Regions from separate parts of the Homo sapiens genome. Here region 2 is linked to region 1. The links are chromatin loops, found by intact Hi-C in ENCODE. Cell type or tissue: GM12878. All regions are shown on one strand.

Region 1 (2,500 bases):
CCAACACTAATGACTGGAAGCAGGTCGGGGCCATGAACCTCTGAGACGGGAAAACTTGCAGGCAAGAAGGAATTCCTACCAGGCAGCATAGCGCTTAGACCGAAATGCAGCTCCGCCAAAACTGGCTGATGGGGAAATGACTGAGACATTTCTCTATGTCTGAGAAACTTAAAGTTTTGTGGAGAAAGGAACTGACAGAATTTCTATGTAAAGTTGTCAGAACCAAGGGGGCTTAGGAAATCCACCTCGGTTCCGAGAAGACTCCCTGAACGGCGTGGTGGGGAGCTTTATCTTGAAAAGGATGAGTGATGGATGAGGTGGCAAGGGCAGGCTCGGAAGAGTGAGGTAGAGAGAGAGAGAGAGAGAGAGAGAGAGCAGGAGCCCAAGCTTGGGGGCTGGTCAGCAGGGAGCAGGGGAAGCTTTCAGGTACTGGGTAGGGCTAGAGGTAGGGTGACTGTCAATCAGGGTAGAAGTCTGCTTTCAGAGGGTATTCAGCATTGTATTAGGACACTTGCACTTTATACTTCAGGGAAATGAGAGTTTAAGAAGTGAAATAACAGGATCAGGTTTTCAATTCTGATAATCACCCTGGCTGCAGTACAAAGCATAGATTGGAATCTCTCTTCTTAGTGTAGTATCTGTCAATGGTGGGTGCTCAGTAAATATCTGTTGAACAAATGGTCAGTGAAGAAAGGAAAGGGAAAAAGATCCCTTTTAATAGGCTTAATGGGCCTGCAGCGAAAAGTGTCACCTATGAAACTCTCCAGACAGGTGGGGTGGGGGAATTTGACACAGATGCTGCTGCCCTGCTGCAGCTTTGTTTCATTCTGTTTTTAATTTACCGGGGCTGCAAGGGAAAGGGCGACTTCTGGGATCTCTGGAGCTAGGATGAGTCAAAGGCCTGCTGACGACATGCTAGAGCTCTGCTCCTCGCAGCACGATCAGGCAGCAGCGGCATCAGCTGGGAACTTGGTGGAAATGTAGAATCTCTGGCCCCGCCCTAGACCAACTAAGCCAGAATCTGCATTTAACTAGATCCCCAGGTGATGAGTAGGCACTTGAGGGTTAGAGGAGCCGGGTGTAGACTCAGAAGCTCCGCCCTGCAGATGAATCATCAGGAGAACCCGGAAGAAGTAGGAAGAGTGGGAGACCTGAGAAATCCGTATTTTCCCAGTCTCCTCTGCTTGAGACTGCAAGTGGGGCCACACTAATAGAAACCTATGGTTTTCTCCAAAAGCCCCAGCAATTTCATATGATTCAACCTAGTACTTTGGAGAGTCCCCAGAGTGTGACTCATGACTCCCCCTCACTCAGTTACCACATGGAATTCCCACTTTCCTGCTCTCTGACCTGGGCACCAGCCACGGCTCCCAAGGGTGCTTGCTTTACGGGGCACTCTGTCTAAGAGGTGAGAATTCTTCTGCACTGCCTTGAATGGCTTCAGCAATGACAACGATGATAACCAACAATGTCAAGAACTGCTATACACCAGGCACTGTTCTAGGTACTCTTTTGGATTTAACCTTATGAATCATAATGATCGTTACTATTTCACAGATGAAATTTCTATTTCACAGATAAAGAAACTAAAGCCCAGAGAGGTTAAGGAGCTTGCCAAGTCACAGGGCATGTGAGTGGAGTGACGCCTGCTTATCATTTGGGCCCCGGGGGCAGAGCTGCTTGATGCTCCAAGAATCACACAGAACCTTTAGCAAACGAGCTCTTTTTGTTTATTGCTGGGAGCATGAGCTATAAGCTAAAGAAACCACTCAGAGGAACTAGAGACTTATGAGTGGTTCTAAGATAAGTTAATGAGGTTAGGGCTGTGCTGCTGGGGGTGCATGTGTTCCCAGGAGCTGATGTGGCCCACTGAGTCCCTATAACCTCCAGCATAATCAGGCTCAGGCTGTAGCCCCTGCTGCTGGGGCAGACAGAGGAGTTCAGTGAAGGCTGGAACTGTCACAGGCAAGCAGCTCTGCCCGAGGAAACCTGAGCAGGATCAGGAGAAGCGGGATGAGGCCAGTGAGGAGCCCCAGACCAGGGCCACAGAGACCCCCAGGATCTACTGAAGGTGATGGAACACCCCAAAGACAATGCTGAATGTCTACATGAGGAAGTGTCTCCATCACCGGTGGCCCAGAGATAACTGAGGGAGCAATACAGGACCCGAAGGCCGAGGTCCATCCTTGGGCTATGTCCAGGAATGAGAGAAAGGAGGAGGCCCATGCCCAGAAGCGCCTTCACCCCAGGTCCGCTGTGGTCTCACGACTGAGACCCCCTGCTTGCACCCAACCCAGACAGTGCTGAGGAAGGGAAGAGGAAGCAGGAGGGGAAGCCTGTGACAGGACCAGCTGTGCCAGTCTGTAGGAGGCTGAGCTAGGATAAGAATCCTGTGGCTTGGAAGTCCTTTGCTTCCAGGATTTAGAATCTCTCAATTCTTCCAGGGCTGTTCTAACCTTACTTCTTTAAATTTATTAATTTTTTTTTTAAACAGGGTCTC
Region 2 (2,500 bases), 350 kb before region 1:
CCTTAAGAACTGTAACATTCACTACGAAGGTCTGCAGCTTGCCTCCTGAGCCAGCAAGACCGTGAACCCACCAGAAAAAAAAAACTCCAAATACATCTGAACATCAATAAAGGACAGACTCCAGATGTGCCACCTTAAGTGCTATAACACATCATGAGGGTCTGCGGTTTTGTTCTTGAAGTCAGTGAGACCAAAACCCCACCAATTCCCGGTCACAAAAGGGTATAAAGTTTGAATTATGGGTTGAGCATTCTGGCTCACACCTGTAATCTCAGTACTTTGAGTGGCTGAAGTGGAAAGATAAGTTGAACACAGGTGGGGGAGGTAGCAGTGAGCTGAGATCACACCACTGCATTTCAGCCTGCGTGACAGACTACCTCAAAAAGTTTAAGGTACTCAAAGTTAACACATTTTGGAAATCTAAGGTACAGCATGGCTATGAAAGTTCATGAGAATGTATGCTTGAGATGTGCTAAGAGTAGATCCTGAATGTTCTCATCACATACACAAATGATAAGTAAATGTGGAGGATATGTTAATTTGCTTGACTATGGTGATCATTTCACAATGTATCTGTATTTATGGTTTAAATGTTTGTTCCCTCCCAAACTCATGTTGAAATTTAATTACCACTGTAACAGTATTAAGAGGTGAGACCTTTAAGAGGTGATCAGATCATGAGGGCTCTGCCCATATGAATGGATTAATGCATTTATCTGGGGAGTGGATTCCTTATAAAAGGACAATTTGGGCCTTCTTTTGTCTCTCATCCTCTCTTGCCTTCCACCTTCCACCATGGGACGAGGCAGCAAGAAGGCCTTCACCAGATGCCAGACCCTCAATCTTGGATTCCCTGCCTCCAGAACTGTGAGGAAATAAATTTCTGTTCTTTATAAATTACCTAGTCTGTGGTATTCTGTTATAGCAGCACAAAATGGACTAAGACATATATCAAAACATCACATTGTACATTGCAAATGTATACAATTTTTGTTTGTCAACTATACCTCAAGAAAGCTAGAAAAAATCAAATAGTCAAATGGATCTAAAGTGTTTCTAAGTAGCAAAAGTGCTTTACACATCTATTTTGTTACCATGTTCTATGTCATATTGAAGGTGGGCTTGCCTTTCCACCTTTGGAGTGGATCATAAAGTCCTTGAAGAATGGTCTTCCCACAGTATTCAGCACACAGGAGTACCCAAGACATTTGTGTAGAGTTCCTCTGAATTAAAGCTGATGTCAACAACACTTCAGATGTCACCAGAGGGTAGGCAGGGCTGCAGAGTCACCCACCTTCAAGGATGATGCTCCAGTCATACCCAATGTGAAAGGTGTCCCCTGGAGCCATGCAAACAAATGAGGTGGCCCCAAGAACAGGATCCTAACATCTCAGGAAGTCAGTCGGCCTTGCTTGGCCACAACTTGAGTTGCACTTAATTTTTAAACTACCATTAATCCCCCAAAACAGGTGGTGAGAAGGTATTTTATATATGAGTGTAACGGCTTTGTTCTCATTCTAAAAGAAAGCAGATGTTATTCAAATCAGATGACCACAACCAGATGACGGAAAGGGGAAGGCAAAATGTTTTAACTTATTAAAAATATAAACTTGACTCAGAATACTCACATGATTCAGCTAAAGAGAAAATCATCTCTGGTGTTTAGGCACTCATTTGCATTTAAAAACCCAAAAGGAATCATTGTGACGAATTGTTGATATTAATATTTGTATTAACTGTCTAGGGCTGCCATACATAACAAAGTACTTTAGGCTGGGCAGCTTAAACAACAGAAAGGTATTTATTGTCTCATTTCTGAGGGCTGAAAGTCTAAGATCAAGGTGTCAGTAAGGTGGGTTCCTTCTTGGGACTCAGAGGGAGAATATGTTCCAGGCCTCCCTCCTTAACTTGCAGATGGCCCTCCTCTCTCTATAGCTCTTTAGTGTTTTCCCTCTGTATGTGTCCGTGTCCAAATTAACCCTTTTATAAGGACGCCAGTCATATTGGGTGACCTAATGACCTCATTTTGCCTTAATTACCCCTGTAAAAACCCTGTCTCCAAATACAGTCACATTCCAAGATACTGGAGGTTAGGAATTTAACATATGAATTGAGGGGAGTGAAGAACAACCCAATCCAGCCCATGACAGTGTCCTAGTGTTTCAAGACAGTTTCTGCACAGATAGACATGGAGACATCGTTCTATCCTTACCTTGCTGATTTTAAGACTCCCTACCCCACACACAAGTTGCTGCTGTTGTTTATTTAATAAAACTGTGTAGATCACTTTCCTTTGAAACACTGATGCACAGCTGTGGAAGGTGGGGTATCTGGGATTACATGCCGACATCCAACCTCGCTGGACCTATCCGGCCCCAGGCATTGCACCAAGGACTGAGATACACTCGTGGATTTAATCATCCAAACACATCTCCTAGGAGGAAGGCCATACATGATCCCCCCAGGCTGAGGCTTCTTAAGGCTCCCCAAGGGGAGGTGG

Evidence for each region. Peaks named below come from ENCODE experiments on the same cell type or tissue, not always from the same donor. Only the 100,000 strongest peaks of a DNase experiment are listed, where the experiment ranks them.
Region 2: a loop joins it to region 1, with 3.0 times the contacts of the local background. A loop is called at or near these places in 1 of 110 quality-filtered maps.

Annotation. Positions count from the first base shown.
Region 1 is chr6:3,208,335-3,210,834 of GRCh38, forward strand. No RefSeq gene overlaps it. Among named protein-coding and RNA genes, the nearest start is that of LINC02525, 14 kb to the left of the region's middle. RefSeq lists enhancers at 714-1,913, 861-1,155, 1,156-1,245. In GM12878, a CTCF peak has its summit at 973; a DNase peak (open chromatin) is centred at 1,077; H3K27ac peaks cover 2,095 bases.
Region 2 is chr6:2,861,517-2,864,016 of GRCh38, forward strand. It overlaps the pseudogene SERPINB9P1. Among named protein-coding and RNA genes, the nearest start is that of MIR4645, 8.7 kb to the left of the region's middle. RefSeq lists an enhancer at 1,189-1,518. In GM12878, no CTCF peak of the experiment used is centred here; a DNase peak (open chromatin) is centred at 1,425; H3K4me3 peaks cover 263 bases; H3K27ac peaks cover 2,500 bases.